Regions from separate parts of the Mus musculus genome. Here region 1 is linked to region 2. The links are chromatin loops, found by intact Hi-C in ENCODE. Cell type or tissue: left cerebral cortex. All regions are shown on one strand. Links, peaks and the distances in the headings refer to the core of each region. The heading gives the core; the rest is flanking DNA.

Region 1 (7,562 bases), core at 1,294-6,293, 180 kb before region 2:
ACAAATGGTTGTGAGTCACCATGTGGCTGCTGGGAATGGAAGCCTGTACTTCTGGACAAGCACTCGGTATTCTTAACCACTGAGCCATCTCTCCAGATCCTTATTTTGCACACACCCCCAATTTTTAATTAGGTATTTTGTTCATTTACATTTCATATGCTATCCCGAAGGTCCCCCATATCACCCCTCCCCCACTCCCCTACCCACCCACTCCTACTTCTTGGCCCTGGTGTTCCCCTGTACTGGGGCATATAAAAATTTCAAGACCAAGGGGCCTCTCTTCCCAATGATGGCCAACTAGGCCATCTTCTGTTAAATATGCAGAAGCATACATTACAAGCTCTGGGGTTACTGGTTAGTTCATATTGTTCTTCCACCTATAGGTTTGCAGACCCCTTAAGCTCCTTGGGTACTTTTTCTAGCTCCTCCATTGGGGGCCCTGTGTTCTATCCAATAGCTGACTGTGAGCTATTTTGCCTTTTTAAAGACACATATAATTCCTGGGTATTTTGACACTCACAGCCTTTCTCCCCCTCCCTGTTGCTGGGATTAAAAGCACACCAAAGAATGCCAGGCTTAAAGTGACAAAAAGATCAGTAGTCAAGGCACTTGTGTAACTCACATCTGACACTCCAGGCTAGAGTGTCTGGAATTCAAGGTCACCCTGACATTCTTTTTTTTTTTTTTAAGATTTATTTATTTATTTATTTATTATATGTAAGTACACTGTAGCTGTCCTCAGACACTCCAGAAGAGGGAGTCAGATCTCATTACAGATGGTTGTGAGCCACCATGTGGTTGCTGGGATTTGAACTCCTGACCTTCGGAAGAGCAGTCGGGTGCTCTTACTCACTGAGCCATCTCACCAGCCCCACCCAGACATTCTTAATGAGACTGTCTCAAAAAACAAAATCCAGACTAAGCTAAAAAATTTCCACAGAAACCAAATGACCCAATTAATAATTAGGTATAATTTAGAACACATTTCGGTAGTCTGATTAAGCAGTTCTCACATGGCTGAGAATCTCTGAATTTAAGGTCAGGCAATCCTTTTTTTTTATTTTTTATTTTTTTTCAAATTTACATTCCAGCCATTGTTCACCCCACTATAGTTCCTCATCCAGTTTCTCCTCCCTGTTTCCACTAAGAGGGTTCTCTTCTTCTCCCCCAAGCCCTATCCTCCACATCCACCTTCTCTAGGGCCACAAGTCTTTACAGAATAAGGCACATCTTCAACCACTGAAACCAAACAAGGCATTCCTCTACCCTGTATGTGCTGGGTATCCTGCCTGGCTGTGTGGCTCAGTCTTTGGGAGCTGCCAAGTGTCTAGGTTAGTTGAGACAGGTGGTCTTACTTTGGGGTCATCCTCCTCTTCAGCTTCTCTAAATCTTCCCCTTATTCAACCAAGGAGGAATCACAAATGGTCCAGAAGCACTTAAAAAATATTCAAAGTCCTTAATCATTATGAAATGCAAATCAAAAAGAACTTAAGAATCCACTTTACAATAATCAGAATGGCTAAGATAAAAAACCCAAGTGACTGCACATTCTGGTGAGAATGTGGAGAAAGGGGAACATGCATTGCTGGTGAAATTGCTAACTAGTGCAACCATAATGGATATCAATCTGGTGGTTTCTCAGAAAATTGGAAACAGTTCTACCTGGAGACCCAGATATACCACTCTGGAGCATATACCCAGAAGATACCCAAAAATACCTCAAAGAAATATACTCCACTATATTCACAGCAGGCTTATTTGTAATAGCCAAAAACTGGAAACAACTTAAGATAGCCCTCAACCTAAAAATGGGTATAGAACATGTAGTTCATTTACACAGTGAAATACTATTTAGCTACTTAAAATGAGGATATCATGAATTTTGCAGACACATGAATGGAACTAGAAAATATTACCCTGAGTGAGGTAAATGAGACTCAAAATGACAAGCATCTTATGTACTAATTAGTAAGTGAGCCATTGGGTAAAAATTATAGAGTATCTAGGATACAGGCAAGGCAATCTTATGTTGAGAGAACTCATCTCAAAGAGAGAGAGAGGGGGAGAAAGAGAGGGAGAGGGAGAGGGAGAGAGAGACAGGGAGAGGGAGAGGGAGAGGGAGAGGGAGAGGGAGAGGGAGAGGGAGAGGGAGAGGGAGAGGGAGAGGGAGAGGGAGAGGGAGAGAGAGAGAGAGAGAGAGAGAGAGAGAGAGAGAGAGAGAGAGAGAGAGAGAACTAGCAAGTAAAAAATTATGTGAACAAAATTTCAAGTGAGGGCCAGGCTTTGGTGGTGCACACCTTTAATCCCAGCACTTGTGAGGCAGAGGGAGGCAGATTTCTGAGTTCGAGGCCAGCTTGGTCTACAAAGTGAGTTCCACGAGAGCCAAGGCTATACAGAGAAACCCTGTCTCAAAAAACAAAACAAAACAAAAAATTTCAAGTGAGGGCAAGGCTAGACTAGGTTCTATCAGATGAGGTATCCTTATGGAGCTGAAAGACTTACTTGATCTGGACACTGCTGACAGATCACCATAATCAGACAGAGTTAGGTTGTGACTCCAAGCTCCAAGAGACTGAGACTACCTCTACCTGTATGACCCTTTATATAACTTCCAGGTGAAGTCCCCCTTTGTGGCCACACCCCCCCAAGCCAAAGTATGCCTCTGATTTAAAAACTGAGTCTCCAACCACTTGCTCATATTCAGATTTGAATGTTGTAGATAATTTGGATCAGATCTGTACTCAGGAAGAATCTTTGTCCAGAATGATAGTCAAGAACTTATTTATTGAAGCCAAGTGATTGAGCTTGATGCCTTTGATAACATCAATTGCAAAGCAGAGGCAGGTAGATCTCTGAGTTCAAGATCACTCTTGTCTCCAAGCATATGGCACTAACCAATCACATCCTGACTATAAATTTAGGTCAACCGCAAGGACTTCTGTTTTCTGACCACACAACTGCTAGTGTTAGGCCTGTGAGCATCACCATGGACATGATTCAGGGTATGTAAGGGAACCACATAAATGGCTGTATCAGGCCAACATGGTTCATATAGAAAGGTATCTTGCATCCTCAATAAGCACTCACCCTTATCCAGTCCCTTTGCAGTGATTCCTGTGTTTCCCCCTCCATGTTCTAGCACTTTTCTCCTGTGTAGGCTTTGCAAACATTCATTTGAATTTGATTCCTTCTTCTTTGATTTCTGACACTGGGTCTCGCCACACAGCCCAGATTTGTCTTAAAGTCTAGAGCATCCTGTCTCAGTGTACAAATTTCACAGCTACCCACAGCAAGAAAGAGAGAGCAGAAAGGAGAGGAGGGAGAGCAATGCAAGCTGAAGATATTCACTGACAAGTCTATCTCAGATTCACATGGCTCCAGAGCTGCCAGAGGAACTTACATATCTTGGTTCACTTTTAAATTTTAGACAGTCTGGATGGGCAGCCAGGTGGTCACTAGTTAACAGACCTTCTACATGATTCTCCAAATTAGTGTAATAAAGCACAATGTCCACAGGACCTTGTAATAACTTCAAAAGTAAAGACAAATGCCATACATTTCAGAGATTCTCTTCACTCAGTCCATGGAAGACTCAATCTGTGGAAAGCAGAACCTATGTTGTTGGGCATACCACAGTAGTACTGCCTTTTTTAACGGCCTGTCTTTTTGCCATGACAAGAAGCTGGTCACATTGGCTTCTCCTGAATAACCTTTCCAAAGGGAAATGAGAGTCAAAGAAGCAGGCTTTGGTACCTGGTGAGACAAAGGTTAATTGTATCTGGGTCGGTTCTTCTGGGAGCTCCATATCCTGAGGCTGTTGAGTGTTTGGACTTGAGACAACTAGAGAGTACTTCCATGGACCGGGCTCAGTTGGCTTCTCTCAACCTGTGGGGAATTAAGATTCCAGATAGGTGGGCAAAGAGTTGTCGAGAATTGACAAAAGGAAACAGACACAAGGGAGTGTTGAATCTGAATGTATTTTTTTTCCAAGCAACACCAGGATTTCAATACAGAAGAAAAACAAGAAGGCTAGGTGAGTACATCCCAAGGTACACTGGTTCTTAACACAAAACAAAGAAAACGTATACATAAAAAGATGGTGGGAGCCAGGCAGTATTTACAACTGTGAATAGGAACAACCCTAATTAAGATCAGCTAAACACAGGAGCCAGGTGAATGCTCTGATACAATGCTAGAATATTGTTAAACCCACCACCAGGGGATCTTTAGTAAATACATGATTATGCTATTCTTCTGGGCCTAGTGGAAAAACCTGCACGAGGGGAATTCCATTCTACTAACCCTTTCATGAATAATACTACAATCTACTTATTTCCTAGGCCAATGTATATTCCTGTGTTTGGGTGTGACTCGGCTATTGTCCTAAGTAATTACTATGCAGACTAGCCCTGAGCTTTTCTAGCTCTGTTCAAGTAAATTGTAATGCCTACTTAGTTTCACTGTCTCTATTAGAAATGAATTTGAATGTTACTGAATAGGTAACATTCTTACTGAATTCCAAGCTCAGAGTTGACTTCAAGGATTATCGAACACTGGTGTAGGCCAGGGAGTAAAATTCAACCTGATTTAAGTATTTGTAAAATCATTACTTGGAAGCAGCTATAATACAAGAAAGCACACAGATCCATACACCAGACTAACATGGCGACAGGGTTTGAGTATATGGCCTATGGGAATGCCAAGGTTCCAGGAGGCAAACTGTCCTTGAAACTCTTTGCCTCAGGACTGCTTTCAGGTTTCTAAACCTGTAATGTGAGTCATTACTGGAGTGGATGTAGCAGAGTACAACAGGGTAAACTGAGTTCTCTAGTATTGCAGATCAGGGACTCTGGGCTTCTGGTGGTTCCTGGGATGGGGGGAGGAGACTAAATTATAGCATGAATATATGGTAACTGAGTATTTTACCAGACCCCTTCTGACTCTGTGGAGATCTATAATGAGTAATGTCCAGAGCTTGTGCACACCGAGAGATTAAAGGGAGACCAAGGCAGCCCAAGACACAGGAACCAGCATCTTCATTCCAGTCCTTTTAGCAGGCAGACAAAGAGCCTGCAGCTGTAGTTCAATCCTGAAGAAATCACCAGGCTTGCCCATTGGTCTCAGGAGTGGCCACAGAAGCATCAAGCTGGCACAAGTAACTCATGAGCAGTTCTTGGCAAATTTCTCTCAATAGTGACATAATCACAAGTTGACCTCAGCATTGCTATGTAAGGCAAACCAAAACATGGGTGCTGTTAGGGAAAAATAGTGGGGAAGAGCAATCCAAAACAAAGGTCAATGCTAGTCTCCCACTGTTTGTGAGGTTACATTAACTCCTTTATCAAGTATTCTTTACTTGTCTGCTATGTCAAAGCATCCTTTCACCTGTGTGTGCTTCAGGTAAACATTCTTTCCTGTGTCTGCTCCAGCAAAACTTTTTTCACCTGGACTTGCCTCAGGAAAACAATCTTCCTAGTGTTTGCTTTAGTAAGACAACCTTTCACCTGTGTAGCCCAGCAAAACATCATTTGATATAACGAACTTCCCAAAGAAACTAGAAGTTTCCACTTAACTAGAGAGGTAGAGGCAGGAAGATCTCTGAGTTGGAGGCCAAACTTTTCTATAAAGAAAGTTCTAGGACAGCCAGCATTACCCAAATAAACTGTCAAAAGAAAGATAGAGGGAAAGAAACAAAGAAGACCACTGCCCCCCCCCAAAAAAAAAACAAAATAAAGACTACTTTTAAAATGAAAATCACTAATATTAATATTTTATCACAGATGCTCTGGTCTCCTGTGCATAAATAAAATACTGCTTAGAAATCATCTTTAATTTGATTTTAGTACACACCTCTGTATATATATACATATATATACACATTTATTCATTTACTTCTTCATTCATTATATTGCTGGGGTGATAATCTCATTCATCACACTTTAAAGTTTTCTAATTTTTAATTATGTGTATATGTGTGTCTTTAATGAGAAATGTTCACATGGATGAAACTTCCCAGAGGCCAAAGGAGTTGGGTCCCTCTCGATATAGAGTTTTAGGTGGTTGTACCTGATATGGGAACTGGAAATTTTAGTTGAGTCCTCTGAACGATCAGTCTCTGCTCTAAACACCTGAGTCACCTGTCATCTCACAAATATTAATGAAGATATAGCTTCACTCTGAAGACATGAAAGGGTTGGCAGTCTCTACTTAGACCAGATTGGCCCTGAACACAGAGATTACCCTGTCTCTGCTCCTGGAGCACCAAAATGAAAGGATCACATAGTCATGGTTGACTAAAAATGAGTTTATTTGCCCAGAAGATGTGACAACACCATTTCTACCTCTTGTTCTGATAAGTGTGAGGCAACATCTTGTCTCAAATATCATCTTGTTTTTGAAACAGGATTTAACCATGGAGTTCTGGCTTTTCTGACCTTTTTGGGTAGACCGGTCTGACCATAAACTCACAAAGATAAGCTTGCCTCAGTCTCCAAGATGCTGAGAGAAAAGGCGTGTTTGACTATGCCTAGTTCACCTCAAATTATTAACAGCCGTTCTTCAGCTTCTTGTGTGGACTCTTCTGAGACATTTTCTTTTGTTACGGAGACAAGAACACCATCTGTATAAATGACACAAATTTGAAACAGTTTTCAATGACACATAAGCCTTTGGTATGTTTGGGTCAATCAGTATGTGTCAAGAAATTGCCATGAGACTGTTTGAAACTTGAACAAATGTTGTCTCTTTGGAATATCTGCTCTCAGTGTTATTTGATTGCTTGCAGCTAAACACTACACTCTTCTTGGTCCTAAGACACTCCTGGGAAATCTAGAGTTCTTTCTTTTGATTACAGCTAGCCTTGGTCAAAAGGGACTGAGATTAGTGCAGGTTGTCTGCTCTCATGAGCAGCAAGGGTTAGATAATTTTGGTAGCTGGAACAAATATTTTGGTGTTTGAACAAATAACTACAGTGAGCTAGCTAGGTGCCAGTCTTCTAGGGGAGACTATGGCCCCTGCTCCTTTGAAAATGAAGGCTTAACATCTTGATGAGATTCCCTCTCTACTGAGGCACCTACTACCAACATCAATCAACACCATCTCCAGACTGCATGTCCAGAACTGCTGCCTCACAACAACAGGCACAAGCAATCCTCCTGCCTCAGCCCTCTTGAGCAGATAGTTAACACAGCTGAACAATGACAGAGCATATAACTCAGCTATAAATTTCTGGAAAGAATGCACAGTTGTGACAATGTATTTGTCACAAAGTCCTCAGAGGATATTTTTAGGAGATTCTGTGTTTATGTGTAGTATCAGAAATAGAGCAATGCCAATGGGACAGAAACTCAGCACTGTGTGCATCATATGTGAAGAAAACTGAGCCAGGTATGTTAGTTTACAACAGTCATTCTATCAAGTGGGATGCTGAGGCAGGAGGAGTGCTGAGAATTAGGGTTTCAGATCAACCTTAGCTACAGATGAAAACCTTGCCCAAACACAAGTTAAAAATGAGTACATAAATATTAGTTTTATGGATTAATTTATTTGATGGGCTTTTGAGT
Region 2 (7,562 bases), core at 1,585-6,584:
AAAAGGACATCTCTAATAGCCAAGAAGGACCTCTAGAAAGTTCAGGAATTACCACAAAAATACACACCCAAAACTTTACAGACAAAATATGTTCCATATAACAAAATGCAGGAACAAAACTGGAGTGGAGACTGAAAGAATGACCAACCAATAACCAGCTCAACTTGAGACTCATTCCATGGTCAAGCACCAATCCCTGACACTAATAAGGATACTCAGTTATGCTTGCAGAGAGGAGTCTAACATAACTGCTCTATGAGAGGCTCTATACAGTAGGTGACTGAAACACAGGCAGGTACTTAGAGCCAAACATTGGATGGAGGTCAGGACTCTTATCAAAGAGTTTGAGGAAGGATTGAAGGCCCTGAAATAAATATGAACTCCACATGGAGACCAACAGTGTCAACTAACCTGGACCCCTGGGAGCTTTCAGAGACTGAACCACCAACCAAAGAGCTCTCATGGGTGGACTGAGAACCCTGGCCCATTTGTATCATATGTGAGGACCAGTCTCCCTGTGGGCTCTAACTCTTGGAGAAGAGTTAGAGCAGGCTTATCTCTAAAGCTGTAGCCTGACTATAGAATCTGTTCCTACACTGGGTAGCCTTATCTGGTCTCAGTTGGAGAGGGTGTGCCTAAGCCCATACCTAAACATAATCAAAGCAACATTCAGCAAACCAGTAGCCAACATCAAACTAAATGGAGAAAATCTCGAAGCAATCCCACTAAAATCAGGGACTAGACATGGCTGCCCACTTTCTATATACCTATTCAATATAGTACTTGAAGTCCTAGTCAGAGCAATCAACAACAAAAGGAGATCAAGGGGATACAAATTGGAAAGGAAGAAGTCAAAATATGACTATTTGCAGATATTATGATAGCATATATAAGTGACCCTAAAAATTCCATCAGAGAACTCCTAAACCTGATATTCAGAATCAGTGCAGTAGTTGGATATAAAATTAACTCAAACAAATCACTGTCAAAAAATATAAAATACCTTGGTATGACTCTAACTAAGGAAGTGGAAGATCTGTAGGACAAGAACTTCAACTCTCTGAAGAAAGATAATGAAGAAGATCTCAGAAGATGAAAAGATCTCCCATGCTCATGAATTGGCAGGATCAATATAGTAAAAATGGCTATCCTGCCGAAAGCAATCTACAGATTCAATGCAATCCCATCAAAATTCCAACTCAATTCTTCACTGAGTTAGAAAGTGCAATTTGCAAATTGGTCTGGAATAACAAAAAACCTAGGATAGCAAAAACTATTCTCAACAATAAAAGAACCTCTGGGGGAATTACCACGCCTGACCTAAAGCTGTACTACAGAGCAATTGTGATGAAAATTGCATGGTACTGGTACAGTGACAGAAAGGTATATCAATGGAACAGAATTAAAGACCCAGAAATGAATCCACACACCTATGGTCACTTGATCTTTGACAGGGAGCTAAAACCATCCAGTATAAAAAAGACAGCATTTTCAACAAATGGTGCTGGCACAACTGGTGGTTATCATGTAGAAGAATGCGAATTGATCCATTCTTACTTCCTTGTACAAAGCTCAAGTCTGAGTGGATCAAAGACCTCCACATAAAACCAGACACATTGAAATTTATAGAGGAGAAACTGAGGAAAAGCATCAAAGATATGGGCACATGGGAAATGTTCCTGAACGGAACAACAATGGCTTGTGCTGTAAGATCAAGAATCGACAAATGGCACCTCATAAAATTGCAAACCTCTGTAAGGAAAAAGATACTGTCAATAAGACAAAAAGGCCACCAACATAGTGGAAAGGATTTTTACCAATACTAAGTCTGATAGGGGAATAAGATCCAAAATATACAAAGAGCTCAAGAAGCTAGACTCCAGAAATTCAAATAACCCCATTAAAAATGGGGTACAGAGCTAAACAAAAAATAGTCAACTGAGGAATTCCGAAGGGATTAGAAGCACTTGAAAAAATGTTCAACATCCTACTCATCAGGAAAATGCAAATCAAAACAACCCTGAGATTCCACCTCACACAAGTCAGAATTGCTAAGATCAAAAATTCAGGTGATAGCAGATGCTGGCAAGGAAAAAGAGGAACACTCCTAATTGCTGGTGGGATTGCAAGCTCGTACAACTACTCTGAAAATCAGTCTGGCGGTTCCTCAGAAAATTGGACGTAGTATTACCAGAAGATCAAGCAATACCTCTCCTGGGCATATACCAAAAAGATGTTCCAACTGGAAATAAGGACACATGCTCCACTATGTTCATAGCAGCCTTATTTATAATAGCCAGAAGCTGGAAAGAACCCAGATGTCCCTCAACAGAGGAATGGATACAGAAAATGTAGTACATTTACACAATGGAGTAGTACTCAACTATTAAAAACAATGAATTTATGAAATTCTTGGGCAAATGAATGTATCTGGAGAATATCATCCTGAGTGAGTTAACCCAATCACAAAAGAAGTCACTTAATATGCACTCACTGATAACTGGACATTAGCCCAGAAACTTAGATTACCCAAGATACACTTTGAAAAACACATGAAACTCAAGAAGAAGCAAGACCAAAGTGTGGATACTTCATTCCTCCTTACAATAGGGAACAAAATACCAATGGAAGGAGTTACAGAGACAAGGTTTTGCGCTAGGATGAAAGGATGGACCATCCAGAGACTATCCCACCTGGGGGGTCCAACCCTTAATCAGTCACCAAAGCAGACATTATTGCATATGCCAGCAAGATTTTGCTGAAAGGACCCTGATATAGCTGTCTCATGTGAGGCTATGCCTTGCAAATACAGAAGTGTATGCTCAGTCATCTATTGGATGGAACACAGGGCCCCCAATGGAGGAACTAGAGAAAGTACCCAAGGAGCTGAAGGGGTCTGCAACCCTATAAGAGGAACAACAATATGAACTAACCAGTACCCCTAGAGCTCCTGTCTCTAGCTGCATATGACATAGGCCATCATTAGAAAATGAGGCCCCTTTTTCTTGCAAACTTTATATGCCCCAGGACAGGGGAACACCAGGGCCAAGAAGTGTGAGTGGGTGTAAAGGGGAGCAAGGCAGGGAGAGGGTATAGGGGAATTTCAGGATAGCATTTGAAATGTAAATGAAGAAAATATCTAATAAAAATTGAAAAAAGAAAAAAAGAAACACCTCATAATCTTGACACATCAGATATCCAGTTCCTTAAGGATGCTGACAACAACGTGGAGGTGAGTGAGTCCTTGTTTTGAAAGATCCTGGCAGAATGTAAAAGGACACAGAAGCCCTGAAATTGGCAAGATAGACGTCAGTGTTAGCAGAACTAGCTTCACTGATTTAGAAAAATAGAGGTGCACAATGCTCTGGCCACTCCTTGAACCTGTGTGTCTGCCAATGTTCTGACCATTGCTGCACCTTCATTAGACTCTTTCCTTGTACCCCTCCCATACCCATTTCTTGAGAATAGACATTGTTTAGATCTGGAAATCCCCTAATCTCCCCCTTCTCCTTTCCCTCCTGAGGGCCTATAAAAACTGGGAACTCTTTCCCCTAGAGGTCGACTCCTCTGCCCCTGCGTGGGATATGAGTCGTCCTCAGAGCTCTGGCTTTCCCCGAATAAAGCCTCATGTGGTTTGCAACAAGCTCGGTCTGTCGTGAGTTCTTGGGTGTCTGCTATTGTCCTGAGGCCTGAGCGAGGGGCTCCTTTCGGAGTCTTTCAGTTTCAACAAATGGATGATTTGTAGCTAGAAGATGGTAAGGATCAACCTGACTACAATCCTGTTGCCCCAGGGAGTGACATCTCAGACTGATGGCCTGCCCGTGTCTCCAGAGAGGCATGACTGCCACAGCATCTCAGGCTATGCTGAGAGGGTTTGGATCTTCCTTTCATTTTTTTCTACGAAAATAAACATATTTTTCTAGAGAATATTTTTCTGATAGCTTTCATCATTCAACTTAATAAACTTAATAAACAGGGTAATCTCTGTGTTCAGGGCCAATCTGGTCTAAGTAGAGACTACCAACCCTTTCATGTCTTCAGAGTGAAGCTATATCTTCATTAATATTTGTGAGATGACAGGTGGCTCAGGTGTTTAGAGCAGAGGCTGATGGTTCAGAGGCCTCAACTAAAATCTCCAGTTCCCATATCAGGTACAACCACCTAAAACTCTAAATCCAGAGGGATCCAACTCCTTTGGCCTCTGGGAAGTCTCATCCATGTGAACATTTCTCATTAAATACACACATATACACATAATTAGAAATTAGAAAACTTTAAAGTGTGATGAATGAGATTATCACCCCAGCAATGTAAGGAATGAAGAAGTAAATGAATAAAACTATATATGTGAGTGTGTGTGTGTGTGTGTGTGTGTGTGTGTGTGTGTGTGTGTGTGTGTGTGTGTGTGTGTATCAGAACAGAGCTAAAAAAGCTCAGGGCTAGTCTGCATAGTAATTACCTAGGACAATAGCCGAGTCACACCCAAACACAGGAATATACACTGGCCTAGGAAATAAGTAGATTGTAGTAGTATTCATGAAAGGGTTAGTAGAATGGAATTCCCCTTGTGCAGGTTTTTTCACTAGGCCCAGAAGAATATCATAATCAGGTATTTACTAAAGATCCCCTGGTGGTGGGTTTAACAATATTCTAGCATTGTATCAGAGCATTCACCTGGCTCCTGTGTTTAGCTGATCTTAATTAGGGTTGTTCCTATTCACAGTTGTAAATACTGCCTGTATCCCACCATCTTTTTATGTAGACATTTTCTTTGTTTTGTGTTAAGAACCAGTGTACCTTGGGATGTATTCACCTAGCCTTCTTGTTTTTCTTCTGTATTAAAATCCTGGTGATTGCTTGGAAAAAATTACATTCAGATTCAACACTCCCTTGTGTCTGTGTCCATTTGTCAATTCTCGCCATCTCTTTAGCCACCTATCTAGAACCTTAATTCCACACAGATTGAGAGAAGCCAACTGAGCCCAGTCCGTGGGAGTACTCTCTAGCTGTCTCAAGTCCAAACAGTCAACACTCTCAGGATATGGAGCTCCCACAAGAACCGACCCAGATACAATTAACCTTTGTCCCACCAGGTACCAAAGCCTGCTTCTTTGAATCACATTTCCCTTTGGAAAAGTTATTCAGGAGAAGGCAATGTGACCAGCCTCTTGTCATGGCAAAAATACACTGATCACCTATTAAGGCCCTCAAAAGAGGCAGTACTACTGTGGTATGTCCAACAACATAGGTTCTGCTTAACACAGATTGAGTCTTCCAAGGACTGAGTGAAGAGAATCTCTGAAATGTATGGCATTTGTCTTTACTTTTGAAGTTATTACAAGGTCCTGTGGACACTGGCTTTATTACACTAATTTGGAGAATCATGTAGAAGGTCTGTTAACTAGTGACCACCTGGCTGCCCATCCAGACTGTCTGAAATTTAAAAGTGAACCAAGATATGCAAGTTCCTCTAGCAGCTCTGGAGCCATGTGATTATATAAGATTACCCTGAAGACTGTGAATCTGAGATAGAATTGCCAGTGAATATCTTCAGCTTGCATTGCTCTCCCTCCTCTCCTTTCTGCTCTCTCTTTCTTGCTGTGGGTAGCTGTGAAATTTGTACACTGAGACAGGATGCTCTAGACTTTAAGACAAATCTGGGCTGTGTGGCGAGACCCAGTGTCAGAAATCAAAGAAGAAGGAATCAAATTCAAATGAATGTTTGCAAAGCCTACACAGGAGAAAAGTGCTAGAACATGGAGGGGGAAACAGGAATCACTGCAAAGGGACTGGATAAGGGTGAGTGCTTATTGAGGATGCAAGATACCTTTCTATATGCACCATGTTGGCCTGACAGGGCCATTTATGTGGTTCCCTTCCATACCCTGAATCATGTCCATGGTGATGCTCACAGGCCTAACACTAGCAGTTGTGTGGTCAGAAAACAGAAGTCCTTGCGGTTGACCTAAATTTACAGTCAGGATTTGATTGGTTAGTGCCATATGCTTGGAGACAAGAGTGATCTTGAACTCAGAGATCTACCTGCCTCTGCTTTGCAATTGATGTGATCAAAGGCATCAAGCTCAATCACTTGGCTTCAAAAAATAAGTTCTTGACTATCGTTCTGGACAAAGATTCTTCCTGAGTACAGATCTGATCTAAATTAACTACAACATCCAAATCTGAATATGAGCAAGTGGTTGGAGACTCAGTTTTTAAATCAGAGGCATACTTTGGCTTGGGGGGTGTGTGGCCACAATGGGGGACTTCACCTGAAAGTTATATAAAGGGTCATACAGGTAGAGGTAGTCTCAGTCTCTTAGAGCTTGGAGTCACAACCTAACTCGGTCTGATTATGGTGATCTGTCAGCAGTGTCCAGATCAAGTAAGTCTTTCAGCTCCATAAGGATACCTCATCTGATAGAACCTAGTCTAGCCTTGCCCTCACTTGAAATTTTTTGTTTTGTTTTGTTTTTCGAGACAGGGTTTCTCTGCATAGCCTTGGCTCTCCTGGAACTCACTTTGTAGACCAAGCTTGCCTCGAACTCAGAAATCTGCCTCCCTCTGCCTCCCAAGTGCTGGGATTAAAGGTGTGCACCACCAAAGCCTGGCCCTCACTTGAAATTTTGTTCACATAATTTTTTACTTGCTAGTTCTCTCTCTCCCTCTCCCTCTCCCTCTCCCTCTCCCTCTCCCTCTCTCTCTCTCTCTCTCTCTCTCTCTCTCTCTCTCTCTCTCTCTCTCTCTCTCTCTCTCTCTCTCTCTTTCTGAGATGAGTTCTCTCAACATAAGATTGCCTTGCCTGTATCCTAGATACTCTATAATTTTTACCCAATGGCTCACTTACTAATTAGTACATAACATGCATGTCATTTTGAGTCTCATTTACCTCACTCAGGGTAATATTTTCTAGTTCCATTCATGTGCCTGCAAAATTCATGATATCCTCATTTTAAGTAGCTAAATAGTATTTCACTGTGTAAATGAACTACATTTTCTATACCCATTTTTAGGTTGAGGGCTATCTTAAGTTGTTTCCAGTTTTTTGGCTATTACAAATAAGCCTGCTGTGAATATAGTGGAGTATATTTCTTTGTAGTATTGTTGGCTATCTTCTGGATATATGCTCCAGAGTGGTATATCTGGGTCTTCAGGTAGAACTGTTTCCAATTTTCTGAGAAACCACCAGATCGATATCCATTATGGTTGCACCAGTTAGCAATTTCACCAGCAATGCGTGTTCCCCTTTCTCCACATTCTCACCAGAATGTGAAGTCACTTGAGTTTTTTATCTTAGCCATTCTGATTATTGTAAAGTGAATTCTTAAGTTCTTTTTGATTTGCATTTCATAATGATTAAGGACTTTGAATATTTTTTAAGTGCTTCTGGACCATTTGTGATTCCTCCTTGGTTGAATAAGGGGAAGATTTAGAGAAGCTGAAGAGGAGGATGACCCCAAAGTAAGACCACCTGTCTCAACTAACCTAGACACTTGGCAGCTCCCAAAGACTGAGCCACACAACCAGGCAGGATACCCAGCACATAAAGGGTAGAGGAATGC

The links. Peaks named below come from ENCODE experiments on the same cell type or tissue, not always from the same donor. Only the 100,000 strongest peaks of a DNase experiment are listed, where the experiment ranks them.
Region 1: it touches region 2 in a loop (38-fold over the local background); 13 of 42 quality-filtered maps call a loop at or near these places.

Annotation. Positions count from the first base shown.
Region 1 is chr4:143,841,509-143,849,070 of GRCm38, reverse strand. It overlaps Pramel27 (PRAME like 27), which reads right to left and starts at 2,574. Exons shown (of 4, transcript NM_177571.3): 1 at 2,503-2,574. The coding sequence starts at 2,532. In left cerebral cortex, for the core only: no CTCF peak of the experiment used is centred there; no DNase peak of the experiment used is centred there.
Region 2 is chr4:143,659,392-143,666,953 of GRCm38, reverse strand. It overlaps a transcript of Pramel22 not described here. Among named protein-coding and RNA genes, the nearest start is that of Pramel22, 5.9 kb to the right of the region's middle. In left cerebral cortex, for the core only: no CTCF peak of the experiment used is centred there; no DNase peak of the experiment used is centred there.